Linked DNA regions of Homo sapiens: all the other regions are linked to region 1. Evidence: chromatin loops called from intact Hi-C (ENCODE). Cell type or tissue: MCF 10A. All regions are shown on one strand. Each heading gives the region's core, and the rest is flanking DNA. Links, peaks and the distances in the headings are about the cores only. Region 1 overlaps TNNT2 (troponin T2, cardiac type). Region 2 holds the start of TMEM9 (transmembrane protein 9). Region 3 overlaps CACNA1S (calcium voltage-gated channel subunit alpha1 S).

Region 1 (3,433 bases), core at 758-3,257:
GAGCCTGGGGCCCTCCAAGGAGGAATGGGATAGCTGGAAGGTAGGGAAGGAGGGGGCAGGGGGAGGGCTAGGCGAGAATGACCTCAGACACTTACACTTTCTGGTTATCGTTGATCCTGTTTCGGAGAACATTGATCTGCAAGAAAAGTGGGAAGGACAAAGAGCAACGCTGGAGCTGACTGGCTCAGGTCCCAGGTGGCCTGGGGATGGGGAGAAGGGGGCTGAGTGCAGCAGTGCAGGAGGAGAAGGAGGAGCATGGAAGAGTAGGAGGGGTTAGGATAGTTAAGGGTCAGGAGGGGCCCGTGTACCACAGGCAGAAGCCAAGGAGAAGCTTCCAGGATGCCTCATGGGCCTCCCACTGTGGGGTCCCAGGGCCATAATAGGTTCAGGATATGAGAGTCCCATAAGAAGGGCCTCTGAGAGCTGGGCACAAAGCTGGAGGCTGTGTCATGGAGCCCTCCTAGCAGCCCAGCCCCAGACCCCTCTGGGGCACCCCTGCCCAGCTGCCCACCATCCCGGAAGCTGTGCCCTTTGAGCAGTAGCATCCCCATGCACCACCCCTGCAGGGTGCTGCCCCAAAGTTTGGCAAATCTGTGTCCTGTTGGCCGGTGCAGAGTTCAGTGTGGAACCAAAAAAAGAGAAAAAAGTGGAAGGCACAGGACTAGAGAGGCCATAACAATGGCTGACACCTGCTGAGCATTTAGTGGGTGCCAGGCTCTGTCCTGAGCACCTTCCCAGATATGAACCCATAGGGCTGCTATGAGGGCATAGTAAGTTAATACATGGGACATGCTTGGAACAGTGGTTGGAACACTATAGCAATAATAACAATTAGTATTATCTCTGTAACCCTCACAATCACCCTCTGAAGTATATTGTAGTGTTACCTGTGGAAATGGAGGCAAGGAACAGTGGACTAACTCACCCAATGTCACACAGCCAGTGAGGGGCACAGGTAGAAATTCAACCCAGGCATTATGGCTCCAAAGTCCATGCCACTGTCACCAGGCAATACAGCCTCTCTCCGTATTGGGAGGTGGGAGTACCCTGTAGCCACTGCAGCCTGAGCCTGCCCAGCGAGGGGCTTCTTGCCCAGGGAGGAGTGGTTTGGCAGGAGCAGCAAAGGAGACCTTCCAGGGGAAGCTGAATTCTTCCCTTAGGTAGCAAAGAGGCCCTGGGACCGGGGCTCGGGGGTGGTGGGTAAGGAAGGACTGGCGCCCAGGTCTAAGCTCCGGTATGCAGCATCAGTGTCCTCTAAGCCATTTCCTTGCCTGGTGTCTGTTCACCTAAGACCCTCATTAGTGCACATAGGACTCCGAAAGACTGTGAGCTTGAGGCTCAGCCTAATTGTGCCCACACCAGGACCTTGGGTGTATGTGGGGAGAAGCACCTCTCTGTTGGCAGCACTCCCCTTCCACTGGGGGTCCTGGCTTGGTGCATCCTGGTCCTTGTAACCAGCTCAGATCACTGAGCTGCTGCCTCAACGTGTTGGAGACCCCCAGGGTTGGAACACCAGGAAAGTGTCTCTGCTCAGCCCCAGCGAGCTCTCAGACACTTCCAGCAAGCAGTCGTCAATGCGGTGGACATGGAACACTGCTGAAGGCCAGGCAGCAGGGGCAGATGCAGGAGCTGAAGGGGGCTGTTGGGGAATAGGGACAGGGACCCAGGGACCTGCAGCAGTATTACCGGACCCAGTGAACCAGGAGGAGTGTGAGATGGAGATGCTGGGCGGGGACAGCATGGCGGCCCACCTCATATTTCTGCTGCTTGAACTTCTCCTGCAGGTCGAACTTCTCTGCCTCCAAGTTATAGATGCTCTGCCACAGCTCCTTGGCCTTCTCCCTGCACGGGCAAGGGTGAGAATGGGGAGGTCCAGTAAGAAAGGGCCCTCCTGGGCCTCCGTCCTGGTCCCGGCCCAGCCCCCAGCATCCCAGCCCTCCTTCCCACCTCCAGGCCTGCCAAGGGTACCCCAGCCCACCCCCTGGGCCTGACCCAGCCTGGGGACCAGACGGCAGCACCCAGTGCTCAGGAACGGACACCAGGGACTGCCAGGGCAAAGTTCCAAGAACAAGCGGGGAGCAGGAGAAGCCCTTCTGGCGCAGGAGAGCATCTAGTTCAATCCCCTGTCCTGACACCCGTGTGCAGGTGGGTAGGTGAAGCTCAGAGGGGTGGGGCACCTGCTCAGTTCTCTTTCCCCATCAGCAAAGCCCAGAAAGGAGTTGGCCCGACCTGCTGGGGCCCAGCTCTGGTCCCACCAAACTTGCCATGGGAAAATATGTGAGGCAGTCCTGCCCTCTGGTGGCTCACAGCAAGAAGTGCCCTTGGCCCGACCCCTCCCAGAGCAGATGCGGGCAGTGCCCCAGGACCATTCCTCCCAGCCCCCACCTCAGCTGATCTTCATTCAGGTGGTCAATGGCCAGCACCTTCCTCCTCTCAGCCAGAATCTTCTTCTTCTTTTCCCGCTCAGTCTGCCTCTTCCCACTTTTCCGCTCTGTCTGGAGGGTGTGGGAAGCAGAGTAAACTGGCCAGATTGCCCCCTCCCTGTCCCCTAACCCTCCCCAAACCCCCTGGGGGTGGAGCAAGGCCTGCAGGAGGGCCAGGTTCTTATGCTCTTCTTCCTGCCACACCCCCCAACTACCAACTACATGTATTCCCTAGGGAAACTGAGGTAGGGGCAAGAAGGATCACGTCAGTCTCTTCCTTCTTTGCCTAACTAATCTCTTTCACCTCTCACCAGCTTCCCCCCTCCCCAGCCAGCCCAATCTCTTCACTCCTCCCCTCCAGCAAGGCGCCTTCCCCTCCCAGGGAGCTCTCCAAAACTATGGGGAGGAAGAAGGCTTGAGGTTTTTGGTACCCACCTGGGCCTGCTAAACCGGGAAACCATGAGAGAGAGGCCCATAGAAAAAGACCAAGACGGCAACAGAGACACAGAGAGAAGGCAGGAAGACAAAGGCAAGGAGAGACATGGAAGAGAAGATTCAGATACTCGCTGTAGTCAGCCGGGTTTACTAGGACGTGGGTCTGAGGGTTACAGCAGGGGCTGTTCGGTAGCATGAAGACTTTGATGCCAAAGTCTTGGCTGGTGTGGTCACCATGGGGGCAGAGGCAGGGGGTGGCCTAGTCCTGAGCTAGGGACTAAGCTGGAAATCTAAGAAAATGTTTTGATTCCTTCACTACCTAGAGAAAATCAATTTCACATATCCCTCCTCCCTCGAGAATGGAGGACCTAGGAGGAATGGGGCACAAAAGTTAGGGATCGAGAGTGAGTTTCCAGGAACAAACAACCTCACATCTGTGTGGCACATAGACACTTTCCATGGTAGCTCATTTGAGCTTCTCAAAGCATCAAGGCAGGCAATATGAGTGCCAGTTGAGGAAACCGAGGCTCAGAGGTTGCAAAAGGTCACACAACTGTATGTGGCAGAGCTGGGTC
Region 2 (10,427 bases), core at 474-2,973, 210 kb before region 1:
AGCCAAGTGGTTTTCCAGAATGCAACTCTGGTCATGTCATTCCCCAGCTTAGGCCCGGTCAGTGCCTCCACAGAGCCCCTAGGGCCAATGCTAACTCAATTGCTCTGCCAGGGGTCCCAACCCACCTCACTCCAGTTCCATCTCTTGCTACGCCTCCCTCACCCACTTTCCCAACCTCCAGCCACACGGATCTGCCAGGCTGCTCTCTGAAGGAGCCACACCCACACTCTCACCAGGAGGGCATGGCTTTGCCACCTCATCTTTTAACTCTCAGCTTAGCCACCTGTGCCCAATAGCCAGCTCCCCCCAACCCCCCGCCAATGCACTGCATTGTAATCCAATCTTTATTCGTGCTGTCTCCCCAGGAGATGTACGTTCCTTGAACACAGGGTTATGTCTTATACATCTCCATATTCCCAGTACCTAGCTGGGTGCTGGCCAGAGCAGGCTTAGTAACTACATGATTCCCAAAGGAAGAGTAGACCCACTTTCATCTAACAGCACTCTTGCGTAAGGTGGGATAAAGATCATAGGTTCCACATCTAAAAACAGGGAAAGAGGCTTAGGAGGCAAAGTGGCATCTCCATAGTGGTAGTGAGGCCAGAACCCAAATCTAGACCCTCAGCCACAGGTCTTTACTTCTGACTCAGCCTCAGTGGGGCCTGGGCTGGTACCTGGCTTGTCTCAGGCCTCTCATTCCCAGCCTTCCTCAGATCAGCATGGTTCCAACCTGTTTGGTTCAGGGACCACACTGACAAAGCAAAAAACTCTACAGAATGCACCTTCATTACTACCAATGGAAAAATCCAAACCCCTTGGAGGTGTGCAGAGGTGAAGCAGGTGTCATGCTGCAATGCACCTGGGCTCTGTCCTGGCTCTGCCACCAAGTGTCTATACCCTGGGCCCGTTCTCTTCTCTTTGAGATAAAGCGGTTGCACCGGATAATCTTTAAAAGGCCCTTCCAGCTCTGACAGGAGTCCTGCAAGAGTCAAGCATAGCTCCCTTCTGAGCTACAGGGCTGGGTTTCTGGCAGAAGCATCAAGGGTGTGTGATATAAAGACCATGTGTTGGATTAAGAATGGGATGTGCTCTAAAGGACTCTGTTCTCCCAAAAAGCCATATGTGGCATACATGAGTTTATCTAAACCTTTCATGATCCAGTTCCACCTCTGTGTCCAACATGTTATTCCCTGCTCTGAGCAGGTCTCCCCTGTTGTAACCGGAAGTACTGCTTTCAGGCCTTGCATGCTGCTTCCGCTGGGAGCAGCGGAAAAAGGGTCACCCAGGGCACTTGGCTGCCATTCCTGTCCAGAGGCAATGCCATCTTCCCTTCTCCAGGAAGTCTCTACAAGCCTCCAGATTCCTCCCTTACCTGAGCTACACTGGGTCCTGGGTCTAGAAGGTCATACCAGTATTGCAGTGGAATCTATGGATTTCTCACAAGGCCAAGGTGTCAGGGGCAGTTTGGAAGGGCGACCTGAGTTCTTCAATGTGGGATCTTGCTACCCAGGGGAACAGCAATAAGGAGCTGAAATAGTTCTGCTGTCTCCAACTCTCCTGTGATTGGGGGCAATTTATTTAACTTCTCCAGGCCTCGGTTCCCTCATTTATAAATGGAGACTGAACTTGGTCAGTGTCTTTCAAACTGTACTCTTTTGGGACCCACAGGAACCACTGTACGGTGGGGTGGTAGTCAGGGAGGGGCTGAGGGACAGTTCCCTCTCAGGCAGAGCAATTCCGACTTTTATGTTTTATAGATTTTGTTTCCAAAACGGATTTTGTTTGCAGAGAAGTTCTATTTTAACAAGTTTGAAAGGCAAGGAACTAGCCAACTTATTCAGTGCTTTCCTGCTCTGGGAGTGTCTCTAATAACACATCTCCTTGCCGGACCCACCAATGGGGCAAAGCTGGGGTTTTTGCCTTTTTATGCACATATGGTCATAATCTCTCAACACTAGGTGGCAGGATACCTGTAAACACAGGAACATACATGGCTTGGCCATTAAACCTGAGGACCGCATGTCAGATGATTCTGGCTTTACTCTGCACAACCAAGGAGAAGGGTGCAAGTGTTCTTTAGCATGGACCAACGTGACAGCAAAGTGAAAATGTGGCAGAGACCAGAAGACCCACTCAAACTGGCCTCCTCTAACCCTAGCACTGAGGTACTCAGATCAATGTCAAGGCCCCACCCTACCCTTAAGAGGCTCCAGGCAAGCACAGGATGACTCCCAGTCAAGGTCAGTGTCACTGGGTCCTAGAATCCTGGAGTCTTTCCTCCAGCCTCAGTTTACACCCACCACCCTTAATGGAGCTGCCCTGAGGTTCCTGATGTAAGGCTATTCATCAAGCAGCCCCTTAATTCTGACTTCTGAGGGGAAGAAGGAGATAAACTACAGCCTGAGAGGTCTAGACAGGACTCCGTCCTCTGCAGGCATCCAACCTTGGGTTTTCAGGCCATCTATAGCTCCAGGACAGAGAGAGTGTTCCTAAATTTGCAAGTGTCTGCCTGCATAAGGAGTTTGGGATATAGCCTTGTTATCTGGTGAAGGGCTAAGACAGCCCATCTAAGTTTTTACTGATGCTATTTGAACTATAACCACAAGATACAAGGGGGTTACTTGGAATTCTCCTAAGTAGAAGGCTAGTGCTTCAGGAGGAGCCCATTTTCTCAGTCTGTGGTGTAAGTTTGACCATGACTATCTATGTGGCCACCAGTAAGGCATGATAATATACATTAATATCAGCTAACATTTATATAAGCATTTACTGTGTGCCAGGTATTGTTCTAAGTGCTATAGTTACTGACCTGTGCACATACACGCACAACACACACACAAACACGTACATACTTAACACAGAAAATACTGCCACTATTTATAGATAAGGAAATCAAAGTGCAGTGGAGATTAAGTAATTTGTCACACAATTAACAAGCAGCTAAGCTAAATTTGAAGTCAGGAAGGTGGAACACAGAGTCTGTCTATCTAACTAGACTGCCTCTCAGAAAATCACCGACAGTCTCAGAGTTGGAAATTCAACTAGTTTCAAAATTCTCGAGTGTTGCTCTGGATCAACTGCATCCTAAGCACCAAAGGAAAGAAAGGTTACTGCCTCCCCTCACCCTCACTCCGTATTTGAAGAATCAAAATCGAGCAGTGGTGGTGGTACTGGAAATGTGTATTTTCTCAAAGCTCATCTGCTTTGAGAAAGCAGGAGAGGCAGCACTGACCCGGACCTCTCATCTGATGTTGATCTCTTCTACAGTGACCTCAGCCCATCTGTGCTCGGGGCCCTCCAAGAACGGAGCTTCCTGGCTCCCAAAACTGCCTAGATTAGAAATGCTCCCTCAACTCATGCTTAAGTCGGTTTCCCTGAAGCTTTTATCCTTGGCCCCAACTCTACACCAAGAAACCCCACTGAACATAACTGATCCACACCAGTACCTGCTCCCACATGTCCCACCTCCCATAACATGCCAGCTTTCAATCAATCATCGTGTGTCCCCAAGTCCTCTCCTCTTTAGGCTTTCCTTGCTTCCTTAAACCATTCCTTCCAGGACAATGTGCTAAAACTTCCCTTCACCGCACTAGTCTCCTTTCTCTGAATGAATTCTGGGTTATTCTTCTCTTTTTAAAAGTGAGGTACCCAGAAATGAATTCAACACTCTAAATTATTTCTTTGGGCCTCTGTCTCTGCTATTATAAAATGGGAGCAAAATCCATCCCACCTACTTTACAAGGATGCTATAAGACTGGCACAGAATAACACATGTAACACAGCTTTGCAAAAGCATTAGGTATCCTACAGCATGTGGTCAGAATACCTACCTTTGCCAACTTCTCTACTACTATTCTGTATGCATCACTAAAGACCAATATTCAAAGCAAAACAACAAAATCCACTCCTCTAGCCAGGGACCACTCAGCTGGAATTCAGACACCTGGATCCTGTTTCCACAGACAGTTGACAACTATGAAATTGGTTCTGTGACATGAATAATTACTCCTTTGAAAGGCTCTCCATAGGAATGGGAGAGCATGCTTATCCTCCAGGGTCCAAGAACTCTAGTAAACACCCATAACTTCAACTGGGTATAGCAGCCAGGGGCCTGCGTGTAATGCCTTACCAGTCCTTCTGGGATACATTCTGGTTGTAAATGTGCCCACTGATGTTTCTATAAGGTGGACAGATGCATTTGCACCGGATATCTTCAGAACTCTGGAAAAGAAAGCACATGTCAAGTATGCAGAGACCCTGCCTGGGGTTCAGGGGGTTCAGGCTCTAGCAAGGTTGTCAACTTTCTGTTCCCCATCCTGTTAGGTGAACCATATCTATGCTCTTGAGCTTTCTCCATCCCCAAGTTCAAATCCAGCAAGGACTGCCACTGTAGGAAGCAAGCTGCAGCACCGGGTCCTAAAGATAGAAAAATGTCCAGATGGCAAATGAGACTCACAGAAAGTTGTCTAGGCCTGCCAGTCCCAAAGCAGGTACTTAGAGGAATGCGGGGAGAGGGATGAGGGGAAATGGGTGTGTGTGTGTGTGTGTGTGTGTGTCCTCTACCCCAGACCCCACACTTGTGTGTGCACCTCTGTCCAGTGGACTTGGCAGCCACCCTCTTCCCCACATTCCTTCTCCAACTTCTTAGGTAGGATTGGGGAAACATAAAGGGCGAGGGTGAATAAGAAAAAGTGGATCATTTCTGTGGGAATACTCAAGCAACCCCTTTGAAAGTTCTTCCCTTCTGGAATGAGTAAGAGATATCACCATAAATGTCTTTACTAATTAGGATTTCTGAGGAGAGAATGGAAACAAACTCTCAGCCTTAACCTTACTTCAAAGTCTGGATGATCTTTAGTTCCATAGATCTACCCAAACAGCTCCACAGGAATGTAGCAATAAAGAATGGAAGTTATCTCAGGAGTCCCAGAACTTAGGTGGGTCACCCTTAATAATGGAAACTTCAAACTGTATAGGACTTTACACTTACAGGGCATTTTTACATTGTCATGTAATTTGATTCTCCCTAAGCAGAGTAATAGATACAACTGCTACTACAGGTGGTAGTACTAGCACCCCTAAAACAAAAATTCGAAATGCTCCCAATCTAAAACTTGTTAAGCACAGACATGACCACAAAGATGATGTTAACATTGCAGAAAAGCACCTACAGACATGGTAACAATGAGTGACGGGCTTCTTGAAAGACTATAGCAGAGCGCATTCATAACAGAACAAGAAATCGTGTCAGTCTATAAAATCAAAGAGACTTCTAAGACAAAAGCTTGTTAATGAATCAGGTGACTGGCAAAAACATTTTTAAAAGCCATCTGGCAGAATGCCTCCTCATCTCTAGAGGACCCACTTTCTGGTCCCTCTACTGCTTCAGATACTACTTCTCACCTAAAAAAATACTGTGCACAGTAACCTTTAATCAAAACACAGCATCACAGCAGGAGACAGAAAGCCTTATGTTGCTGTGTCTAACAGCTGATACAGGTATTCTGGTGATGCTACTGTGCTTAGTTACCCTGAACACATCATTTATTTTCACTGTGTTAATAGTACATCATATTTTTTTACCGTTAAGAACTTATGTGTAACGTAAGAAAATATTTATCGGTAGCATATAAATTCATTGTCAGGAATGGTGGTGATGCCAACCAACCAGACTATCCACATGGGTGCCTGAGATAGTGACGCCTTTGCTTTCTGATGGTTCAGTGTAGATAAACTTTGTTTCATGCACACAATTATTGAAAATATTGTATAAAATTACCTTCGGGCTATGTATATACAGCATATATGAAACATAAACGAACTTCAGGTTTAGACTTAGGTCCCCTCCCCAAGATAGCTCATTTTTTATGTGCAAATACTCCCAAATCCAAAAATATCTGAAACAAAACATACTTTGGTCCAAAGCAAAGGAAGGTATGGAGAACTTAGATAACTTCTCCAAACTTCCTTGCTGGAAGTCCACCACTGATCTGTCTGATCAGAGTGAGCCAGTGCTCTGTGCCCCACCCTTCCTCACTCCTCACCCGCACTATCCTTAGGGAGGCCAGCAGCCTTGAACCTGAAGGAAGACCACTAAAAGAAGTATGGCCCATAGGTGAGTGAGAGGCAGGCTTAAGGAGCAGCTGGCTACCTCTGAGTCAGCCCTGTAGACAGGGTGGCCGTGCACTGTGGTCGTGACCAGGTGCTGCAGGCTCACCTCCCTCACCTTGTTGGCTTCAGCTGGGGGCACCAGCAAACACCCGACCACAGCCACCAAAGATAAGAGCTTCATGCTTATCAGGCTTGCTGGGCCAGCAAAGCCGGACACCTGGAAAAAGAGATACGGAGTCGGAGAAGGGGAAGGTGGCCACACCGCAGCCAGCACGCTAGGCCCTTAACCATCCGGCCAAGTGGGAATGGGGTTGGGGGCTGGGCTCCAGGATTCCAAGGCCTGCTAAACCTGGTCGCCAAACCCTGCTTCCCTCCCGCCCAACTCTCCGGCTCTCCGCCAGCCACCTGGTGAGCCCGGCAGAGGGGTCCTCGAGGGGACACCGCTGCCAGGGGCCTCCAGTTCCTTCTCAAGGCCCGGCTCTGACCCGCGCATCACGTCCCACCGCCCTCCGCCATCTCCGCCTCTGCCCGCCCCGCAGCTCCTCCCCGCTCGGGCCCGACGGGAACTTTTGGGTGCGAGTCTGGGACCCCTGCTCCGACGGCGAAGGCCGGTGCCCACCACGCCCAGAGGTCTTAAGCCGGACTGGGACCCCCAATAGCCCCGCGACCCCCGTCCCCTCCCCCAATGCCGCGTCCACGAACCTACAAGCCCGCTGCAGCCGCAAAAGACCCAGTTGTCCCCGCCCTCTCCTAGCTTCTATTGGTTGCCAGAGCAGCCCCTTAACCCGACCGCGCTGTCGCCATGGCAACAAGACCCGCCTTCACCTGGGCGGGGAGACTCTTGCGCAAGGGAGAGGCGGGCATTTCTCAAACCCGACCAAACCAGAAAAGGGAACGTCAGCCTTCCAAACTCCTGGGGAAGGGTCTTGCCTTTGTGTGGCCTGAGAACTCCCACTGCGGTGCTTCTCCCTTCCTTGTATTATAAAACTCAGCTTGTTTCATCTTGCTGTTTTAGAAAGAAAGCGCTTTATACACTGTAAGCTAGTAACGTCAACAAAAACGATACGAGATTGAAGGGCTTTGTCCTCATTCAAAATCTGGAAATGTTATTTAGGGATCCACGTCTTTGCTGCAGAAGACTTTCTGCGCGGCAACGTCTCTACCCCTACACACACCTCTGAGAAGGAGAAATCTAGGGTTGGCGATGGGTGGTGTGGGCTGGGCCTGTGAAGAGTGTGCACAACAGCGTCCTCAGCCTGATCCCCCTACCCCATGCTGGTGCTGGGCCTGGCAAAATGGGGCAAAGTGTGCATGGCCAGGATGCAGGGGTGAGGGTCCCTGGCTGCTATGTGGCAGATGTGAACTTCTTGCCAGCTGTGAAGGAAAGGGGAGTCATATGAATTCAGGGCACCAGACCCGGAGTGAGGACACCGGGGCTTTGGCCCTGGCGCTCCCCCTAAGCAGCTGTGTTAGCCTGGAAAAGATACCTCCCTTCTCTGGGCCTCAGCTTCCCTTACTTCCCTTATCTGTAAAATGATTCGGTTGGATTCTAAGATCCCCTTCAGCTTTGATATGTTGGGATTCCTTAGGGGTGGGTGGGAGGGGTATCAATATGGCCCAAACTTGAGGTTGGTGGCTGGATTAGCATAGGGGCTGGGTCCAGGTGGAATCAAGCCCCTCGCAGGCCCTGTGAACTGAGGTGGGCACTTATCTGGAGGCCACTGAGTTTGTGTTCCTCTCTCCTATGCTTATGTCTTATTCCTCTTTATATCCTTGCCACCTGGCAGAGTGACCTGTGTTTGGTAGGTGCTCAGGAAGTGTTTGCTAAACTGAATTCTATAGAATTAAATTAAATCTAGTTGGCAGGGGGCAGGGGCAGGAGGCCTGCAGTGTGATGCAAAGGTCAGGGGCTTTGGAGCTAGAGTGACCAGGGCAGGAATCCTGGTTCCTCCCTTCCTAGTTGTGTGAATTTGGGTGGTTTCCTTTAGGACACCGCCTTTGGATCTTTGGAAGTCTTTGGAATCCTTTCAGAAGTCTCGGTTTCCATGCCCATAAAATGGGATTAATATTACCAAATTTTCAAGGTGGTTGTAGGGATATAATGAGTTTACATATGCAAAGCACCTAGAACAGCATCTGACACAAAGAGGGAGGCTCTATAAATGGCAATGTTAGCTCATTGTGGAGGTCAGAATGGCTGCTTTGGTGAGCAAGCTCAGGCAGAGACAGAATGCCTACCTCGTGGGGGCAGAAGGGATAGTTCAAGTACTGGAAAAAGACACTTCTTCCCCCCATATACGTTCCATATGAAGGTGGGACTTTCATGGGGACAAAAGCATGGGGCTGAGTCTGTCACCTCCAATGGATGACCCTCTGACACACAACACTAAAGATACCCAATGCTGAGCTCACCATCTTCCTCATCAAACAGAAGGGAGGCCTTCCACTGTCATTCTGCATTTCTGCAGGTCCTAGATTGTGGCATCAAACTATCTTTGACTCCTCTCTCATATTTCCACATCTTGTCTATCCAGGTGTCCCCAGGAGGTAGCTATCATCACCCTGCCTGTATCTTTCCTCGGCTAGCATTCTGCTCCCTGAAATGCACTCCCTTCCTGTGTGCTCCTAGGTCCATCCTGTCTTCCTCCAATTCTGTTTTCAGCACATCGCTCATTGCTCAATCCCTGGTAGCAAGCACCCTGTTGCATCCAATTCAGACCCCTCCACTTGGCAACCAAGCCAAGTGGTTACCATTTCTGCACTTCCCCACCCCATCTCATCACTGGTTACTCCCCCCACCGGCTGTCCCTATATCTGACTTTGCTCATTGCAGTCCTCCATAGGACATTATCACCCCCAGCACTGCCAGTCGTTATCTTTCATCTTATTCAAATCTTTGCCCAAGCATTTGCCTTGCAGAAGCTTTTCCCAAATAGTCCTACCTGACCCAGGGCACCTCATTCCCATACATCCTCCATGTGCCCTGTGTTTATGAGCCATGCCAGTGAAGTGAGTCTGAACCTATTCATTAAATTTAATTCCATAAACATGTGCCAAGCACTATCTGTGAGCCAAACTCCAGGGCTCACAGATGCTAGGTACCCCAGGGATACAACAGACAAATCACATGCAACTCTGCTTTCAAGTAATGCACAACCTAATAGCAGACCAATCACATGGTCAGAATGTAACATAGAAAGTGATGTGTTGTAGAAGTGAAGCAGCCTTGTTGTCTGTGGTGACACTTGAGGTTTGTTGTCTCCTGGCCATGAAGATCAAGGAGGTAGACACACAAAGAGTGAGGTTAAGAGTGGAAATTTAATAGGTGAAAGAAAGACAATAGCTCTCTGCTACAGAGAGGGGTCCTGGAAAAATGAGTTGCCAATTTAAGGTGAAATGCAGGGGGTTTTATAGATGAGCTAGTGGGGAGGCAGTATCTCATCTATACAGGGCATCTCAAAAAAAGTTAGCACCAGGTGTGCCATCTGCATAGGGCACAAATCTCTGGCAGCTCCCAGCCCAATCTTTATTATGCAGGTGGTTTCTCTGCCTGAGCTTCTCCATGTTGCCCAGTTCTTTCTTACTGTACATGTGCTAACAAAAAAGGGAAGGTGGAGTCCCATGGTGAACATGCCTGGCCCCCCGGTAGCCCTTTTCTATGAGTGCAGCTGCCAGCATTCCTCCGTGCAAGCTTCCAGCTTCCTTATATATGTTTGCAGCCCAATCTTTGAGGCTGCTCTGTGTTAGAAAAGAAATGATTTCTAGGGCTGCTTCTTATTAGAAGGGAAGTTCTGCCAAGGACTTTTTTGTCCTTGCTATCTGCCTAAATAATTTCTATCTCCCGTATCAGAAATGCTTTTTCCCTTCAAAAATTTTTTGAGCACTGTGCTAGGTGCTGGGGATATCTCAGTAAACAAGACAAACCCTGTCCCTGTTCCCACAGAACTTGAAGTTTATTGCAAGAAAACCACAAATCAACAAGCAATGACAATTCAGGGTGGTAAGAGCTGTGCTGGGGGAAGGCTGCAGAGGCACTTGGGAAACCTAGACCAAGGGCCAGGGGAGCCCAGAATGGTGGAGAGGGGGCTTTGAGGGCAGTGAGGGCTACTTGGGCTGGGCCAGAGTGGTGGGCAGAACAATGTCGCACCCCCAAATGTCCACATCCTAATCCCTGGAACTTGTGAATACTGTCTTACACAGTAAAAGGCACTTTGCAAATATAAATTAAGGCCCTTGGTTGGGGAGAGTGGCTTGGATTATTCAGGTGGGCCCAATCTAATTAGATGGCTCCTTAACAGAGGAACCTTTTCTGGCTG
Region 3 (6,986 bases), core at 1,373-3,872, 280 kb before region 1:
GGCAAGGAGCAGACGCTCCGTGTGGTTTAATTTTAGTTAAAGCAACTCTGAGATGCCACGTTTTGCCCCTTATCAAAGGCCACTCTTCAACAAATTAATAATATCTGGGGAGGGTGAGGGGAAATGAGCTTTGACAGTACAATCTTTTTGGGATGAATTGGCAGCACTTACCAAAATTTAAAGTCTATATGCTCTGTTTATTAATGTTTTATTATTTATTTATTTAGACAGGTCTTGCTAGGTTGCCCAGACTGGACTTGAACTCTTGTGCTCAAGTGACCCTCCCACCTCAGACTTCCGAGGAGCTGGGAGTAGCTATACCCTTTGACCCAGCAAGTCTATTTCTAGAGTTCCTTTGGCAGAAGTGGTCATACTCATCCACAACTGTTCCCTGCAGCACTGTTTGTATCGCCAAAGAGGGGAAAAATTAACTACATTATGGCATATTCATCCTGTGGAATGTTTTACATCCAAAGATACAAGAAGGAAAGTGAATCTGCTCCGAAAATTGCTCTCAATAGATAATTTTAAGTAAAAAAAGGTAAGTAACTAGATAATCCTTTATTGGATTATCCTTTAGTGTGTATTATATTCATTTATTTGACAAATATTTGGCAACACCTCATATGTGCTAGGCACTCTTCTAGTCCCTGTGGTGACAGTAGTTAACATAAACAACCCCATTATGTAAAAAATCAAAACAAAAACAAAAAAATCCTGGCACGTGTGTGTGTGTGCAAGACGGATGAAAGCACAGAAAAGATCTTAGAGGCTGCACATCTGTTACCATGGTTACCTCTTTGAAGGGCACTGGAGACCTTCATCTTTTCTTTGATGTATAGCTCTATTGTTTGATCTTTCAAAATCATAATTAAGTATGAATTTGTAAAAGGAAACAGCCAACCAAATAAACAAACCCTCCTCTTAAGACAATGGCGAGAGAGCGTGGAGTGTGCTCTTGCCTCCAGCCTCCTTCCTGAGGGGCTCCCGGTTTGTGCAGCCTCTGCTGTGTACACTTTCCCTCTTCCCTCGCAGAGGTTTCCAACATGAATGACCTCACCCAGCTCTGCCCTGATCAGGGTGAAGTAGCAGCAAGCATGCTCACTGCTCCTGGAGGCTCCCAGTGTCCTTCTTATGTGCTATATAAATAGGTCATCTGCTCAGGACCCCTCTGATCACACATTCCCCGAGGATCTGGTCCCTGCGGAGTCCCTCAGAGCAGGAACTGGCCCTATTTTCTTAAAAAGGCTGCCTTTCTAAAGGATTAGACAAGTGACTCTGAAACCACTGAGGGGAAGTAACTGGACTCTACCCTCATGTCTCAGGGAGCTGGGGGTTGGGGGTTCCTGGGGCAGTGGGCAGATACTCACATGAACTGGATGATTTTGTTCAAGCCTGCAATTTCATACAGGCTCTCTGTGTCAGAGCCACCTTCATCCAAAGACAGTTTTCCTGGAGACAGGAGAGAAAGAGTCAGCCAGCCTTCGGGGCCCCTCTGGGCTGGACACACCTGGACTGGGCACCCGAGACAAGGGCCCATTGACCAGAGACATCTGCAACAATGGGTCCTAGGTAGGCCTGGATTGCTTCGTGCTTTCCAGAGACTGAGAGTTCCAAGAGCTAAAGAGCCCACTTTATCTGCAGGGGAGGCGCTATGAGGATGGGCAGCAAGTACCTTTGGGAAGAGCTCTGGTCACACCTGGATCTTACCATTTTGAGCCATTTTGCTTTAGGCAAGTCACTCACCCTCAAAGGACTAATGTTGGACTTGCTCAGTGGGCCTGATTGCAAGGTATGACTCAGAGGTGGGAGTGAGAGAGTGGGGTGAGTGCTGACCACAGCCTTTGGGCCCAAACCTTCTCTGAAGTCCTCAACATCCATGACCTCGCCCTGCGTGATCCAGCTCATGTAGCCCCGAAGGTCCTCATCTAGTTGCTGCTTCTCCCGGAGCTTCTGGAAGGTTCCCCTGGACTTGGCCTTCTCCCGCTCCTTGGTGAATTCCCTGAAATGAGATGGGGGAGCCAGGAGAGGAGGAGAAGAGGGAACAGTGTCAAGGAAAGACTGAGCTTCCTGAGGACAGACAAGCCCATTCTGTGACTGGAGCGCTCCTTTTTCTGGCCCCGGGGTGTTGCCTGGGGTCCAGGTGCCCCTCAAGGTGGCTGAGAGACAGCCCCTCTCACTTCCTGCTCACCCGTCCCCACCCTCCAGGAACATCCTGGAGTACTCCTTGCCCCTTCCTCATTTCTTTCTTCTCATCCATCTCATTGTCTCCTGCCTTGTTTTGGGGTTCCCCTTGCACATTAGGGGTTAATGACAAGGCAGTCCATTGCCTAACTGAATCAGCCACGGAGCCTCAAATTGGCCATACTGCCCCAACCCTTCAAACTACCTTAGAAATTTAGTTTTGTACAGACCAAAGGCCTGGGGAAAATTCTCCTTGGACTCCAAGGAACCAGTTGGCATGGCTGGAAGAAAAGGACCCAAGGCTCCATGAGGGATCTTCAGGCCAGCAGAGGGCAGCCCTGGGCTATGACCACCTGCCCCGCAGGGCAGGAGGAAGAAGACAGCACAGGGGTAGTCTCTGAGGAGCTGCGCCTGGCAGCCAGGAGGGGTTGGCCCACAGGGCAGGTCGAGTTGCCCTGGTCAGGTGGGGTCCAGGGAGGGGCTCTTGACCAGTTTGTGCCATGGACCCTTTGAAAGTCCAGTTAAGCCTATGGATCTCTCTTCAGAATAATGTGAAATGCACAAAATAAAACCATAGCATGACAAAGAAGCCAGTTACAGCTAGGCTTCACTTAATGACTGGGATGCGTTCTGAGAAAGGCATTGTTAGGTGACTTCATCTCTGTGCAGACATCAAGAGCGTACTTGCACAAACCTAGATGGGAGAGCCGACTACACATCTAGGCTACATGGCATAGCCTATTGCTCCTAGCCTACAAACCTGGACAGCGTGTTACCATACTGCATACCGTAGGCGATTGTATCTGTGGATCTAAACATAGCTAAACATAGAGAAGGTACAGTAAAGATACAATCTTAGCGCACCACTGTTGTGGATGCAGCCCGTCATTGACTGAAATGTCATCATGCAGCACATGACTGTATGTTAAAATATAGTTATCCATACAAAAAAATTGTGATCAAGTAATACATTTGCTTTTTCATTAACTCATTAGCAAGATCTAGCTGCAGGTTTTATATCTATCATAATTTCAAAGTATGGAGTAGTTAGTGTAAATACTATTCGCAACAACTGTAATGTGACATGATTTCTATTAGGACAAGTCATAGGCCCTGCTAATAGCACTGTGGTTTGTTGCCTATGTTCATTACTAAAGGAAACACTAAATTTCAGTTACAATTGTGAAAAATAAAGATAAATGTTTCCTATGCAAGTTTACAGACTCCCAGAATTCTATCTATAGACTGCCTGGAAGGAAGCTTCTGGAATGGGATGATACCAATGGGGAAGAAGGCTGATGGTGACTTCTAGCCTCTCTGCTGTGCTGGGGTGGGTGGAGGGATGACAGCAGGACTGGTCTCAAAGAGAACAGCTCTCATTAATAATGACCATTAGTATTTAGTGCTTATTTTGTGCTGGACTCTGTTCTAAGTACTTTATATGTATTAACTTATTTAATCCTGACAACAACCCTATGAGATAGATACTGAAATAATTCTTAGGTGGCAGATGTGGAAATTAAGGCACAGAGAAGTTAGGTAATTAGGTAAAGCTCACACAGCCACCAAGCAGTAGTGCAGGGATTTAAATGTGGGCATTCTAGCTCCAGAGTCTGTGTGCTTAACCGAAAGCCCCACCGCCTCTTAGTGCTAAGGCTCCACTTAGGCACCCCCGGGGCCAGGAGGCTGGAGTTTCAGGGGCTTCACTGAGGAGTGTCAAAACAGAGGGACGGGAGGGGTGAGAATGGGGGAAGACTTGAGGAGGAGGAAAAAGGCAAATTAAAAATTGAAGGGCTCCTGTGTGCCTCTCCTCTCTTCCTGCTCACCAGGAAGGAAGCGCTCTTGGCCCAACTGAGATGACAGGGAACCCAGGGATGAGCCGAGGGCCTGACTCACAGCCCCCTGCCCTGCTCCACTCCTTCCTCCTCCTCCCTTCTCTCCTCCTCCTCTCCACTCGCCCCCCACCCCTCCTGTTTCTTTTCCCTCCGTTCCTTTTCCTTCCTCCTCCTTCTCCCCTCCTCCTCTTTCTCTTTTCTCCCCTGGCTACCTTTGAATTTCTTACCCACTCAGGACACCCAGCACCAGGTTGAGGATGAAGAAGGATCCCAGCAAAATGAGGGTGACAAAATAGATCCAGGGCCACTCATTCCCGATGGCATCATTGACCTGGTCAGGACAGAAGTGTGATCCTCTGAGTTGAGGGCTTGGTTCCTCTTCCCCAAGTCTGCTCATTAAGACTCCACCCAACCCTGGGGGACAAGGAGAGAAGCCACGCTGGGATATTGAGGGGACATTTTTCCTAACCTGAGGACTAGTCTGGAAGAACTTTTCCAGCCTGAGGACTAGGATCTGGTCTGGAAGGATCTCCCTAGGGAGACCTTGCTGACTGCCTACCTGGCCCGGGCAAGACTGACCTAATTTCCCTCCAACCAAGAGTGTCTCCTATCTGCCTCCCTCACTTGATCTCCCTCATAGACTCTATCTCCAGTTGATTTATTTAAAGCCAAGATTTTTCAAATGAACAACGTCTGTGACCCCGGACAAGTCACCTAACATCTCTGAGCATTATTCCCAACCATCTAATGGCGATAATGACATGGGCTGTCTCTCCTCACAGGCTTGATACAGAGGTGAAATCATACATGTGACAGTCCTTTGACATTTTAAATAATTTGCTCTCCTAATACACACTTACAATAAATATTTGTACTAATCCTTGGTATTTGCAAAGCATTTGACAGTTTTACAATCCCCCCACCCCCACAATAGGCGGCGTCATATTGTGGTTAATTCTGGATTGGAGCCAGGGGGATCAGAGTTCGATTCTTGGCTCTGTTGCTCACTAAGTTCTTAACCATGGGCAAGTTACTTTAATCTCTCTGAGCCTCAGTTTCTTTATCTGTAAAATGGGAGCAATGCCTTCCATCATTGAAGGATGAAATAAGAAATCTAGCTCTTAACAAACACCAAATAAATAATATACTCCAACAAAGAAACTCTTACTGGAGTGTTGACTGTGTGCCGGGCACTGTTGTAATTCTCCCACTAACTCTGATATAGACAGTATTATTATCCTTATTTTATAGGTGAGGAAACTAATATCTAATAATAGTTATATGGGAAAGCAGTCTTGCAGAGGCAAGGAAAAAGACTCAAAGGGCCCTTCGTTCCTCAAAAAGTGTGAAATTCTAAGCCATCAGAATTGAGTCACTCACAGCCAGGTTTTTCCTGGTTTCCATTCTTCACCCGCCCCTTGGATCCTGCACAGACATATTGTATCATGGGGATTTCCCCATAGGATGCTGGGGCACATACCTGGGAACCAGAAAGGGACACACATCCTGTATAGATTCCCCAGGGAGGAGCAAGAGGGAGCTGTGGTCACGCAAGTCAGAGACTGGCCTCCTGTGTGGACTGGCAAGCCCTCCCTCCCCACTCCCTTGCAAGCCTGTGGATGAAGGGAGATGGTTCTGCAGGCGCGGGCCCAGACCCACCCAGTAAAGGACGTCAGTCCATCCCTCCATGGTAATGCACTGGTACACGGTGAGCATGGAGAAGCCGAAGTTGTCGAAGTGGGTGATGCCATGGTTGGGCCCTGGCCAGCCGCCCCGGCACTCACTGCCATTGATGGTGCACCGGCGCCCTGAGCCCGTCCTGGCGCAGGGCGATGGCTCTTCATTCTCCACCGTGGCCACGATATCTGGAGGCAGAAGGCAAAGGGAACATCAGACAACAGTAGTAGGTGGACAACGACAGGAGGAAAGGTGTATAAGAGCAATTTAAGAGAATTGAGCAGTAAGTCTAAAGACACTCTGCTGAAAATGCAAAAGACAGCTTCACATGGAGCAGACGGTGACAGTGAAGAGGAATGCCTTGGGCTGAGGATGGCTACAGGCAGCGGGAATTATGTCTTGGGCCCCTGGGCCTCATGGCAGGGTCGGCTTCTAGGATTAATTGTCCTAAGCAGTGCAACCCATGAAAGAGGAGTAATCTGAGTGTCATTTGTCCCCACAGAACTTTAAAAAAGAAGGCAGCTGCCTGGCTGGAGCAGGGCTGGAGGTGGAGGGCTCACATGTTCTGACTTGAGAGTTCTGTCTGGGAGGTGAAATTGGAGAAGCTCCAAAAGCACTGGGCTGAGCTTTACAAGATACCCAGCTGACGGGGCAGGGGTCTGCACTCAGGGGAAGTTCCCACCAGGCCCGAGCCTGCACTCTCCTTTGTTCCCCTGGATGATGCTTTCTTGTCTCTAAAATCCTGTACTTCTGATGACATCCTGCATCTCCTTTTATCTTAGGATGTTTTACAGTCTCCTTTTGTGTTCAGAGATTAGATTGGCTCATCAGAACTGGAACACCCTGCCTTACCCATATTTATCTATTTACCATGTAGGCTCAATGCTCTGAAGATGGAAAGGAGAGGACATTGATGGGTCTGTAGGGGCCCTGACCCCATGAAGTCAGAAGCCCCGATCCGAGAGGGGCTTTTGAGCACTGCTGCTCAGCATTCCTCAAGATCTCATGAGAACACCAGTGAGACCTCCAAATTTGGGTTGAAGGTGTGATCAAAGGTCACCTCCTATCCATCCTGATAATGCTTATGATAGGATGTAGATTGTGGTGGTGATGGGAGGAGGCTGAAATGGGAGGGGTCTAGGAATATAATCCCTGAAAGCTGGACCAGAGTTTACTCTTGTGAGTTGGGTTTAGGACTGGTGTTGACTGTCCCTTTGTTGTCAGCGGTCATGAGGAGGTGAGTAGAGTCTTCTGAGACACTGAAGGCCTAGAACAGTTATTCTGGTGAGT

Evidence for each region. Hi-C counts contacts between places; a loop is a spot of excess contacts. Peaks named below come from ENCODE experiments on the same cell type or tissue, not always from the same donor. Only the 100,000 strongest peaks of a DNase experiment are listed, where the experiment ranks them.
Region 2: a loop joins it to region 1, with 23 times the contacts of the local background. A loop is called at or near these places in 4 of 110 quality-filtered maps.
Region 3: a loop joins it to region 1, with 16 times the contacts of the local background. A loop is called at or near these places in 8 of 110 quality-filtered maps.

Annotation. Positions count from the first base shown.
Region 1 is chr1:201,359,528-201,362,960 of GRCh38, forward strand. It overlaps TNNT2 (troponin T2, cardiac type), which reads right to left. Exons shown (of 17, transcript NM_001276345.2): 13 at 2,859-2,867; 14 at 2,386-2,495; 15 at 1,752-1,842; 16 at 96-136. Among named protein-coding and RNA genes, the nearest start is that of TNNT2, 16 kb to the right of the region's middle. In MCF 10A, for the core only: a CTCF peak has its summit at 2,298 (motif pointing left); a DNase peak (open chromatin) is centred at 2,284.
Region 2 is chr1:201,147,632-201,158,058 of GRCh38, forward strand. It overlaps TMEM9 (transmembrane protein 9), which reads right to left and starts at 6,843. Exons shown (of 5, transcript NM_001288565.2): 1 at 6,227-6,843; 2 at 4,130-4,221. The coding sequence starts at 6,292. RefSeq lists an enhancer at 6,080-6,229 and a silencer at 6,640-6,919. In MCF 10A, for the core only: a CTCF peak has its summit at 1,952 (motif pointing right); a DNase peak (open chromatin) is centred at 1,970.
Region 3 is chr1:201,083,580-201,090,565 of GRCh38, forward strand. CACNA1S (calcium voltage-gated channel subunit alpha1 S) reads right to left here. Exons shown (of 44, transcript NM_000069.3): 6 at 5,679-5,884; 7 at 4,247-4,350; 8 at 1,857-2,002; 9 at 1,371-1,452. Among named protein-coding and RNA genes, the nearest start is that of CACNA1S, 25 kb to the right of the region's middle. In MCF 10A, for the core only: a CTCF peak has its summit at 2,510 (motif pointing right); a DNase peak (open chromatin) is centred at 2,512.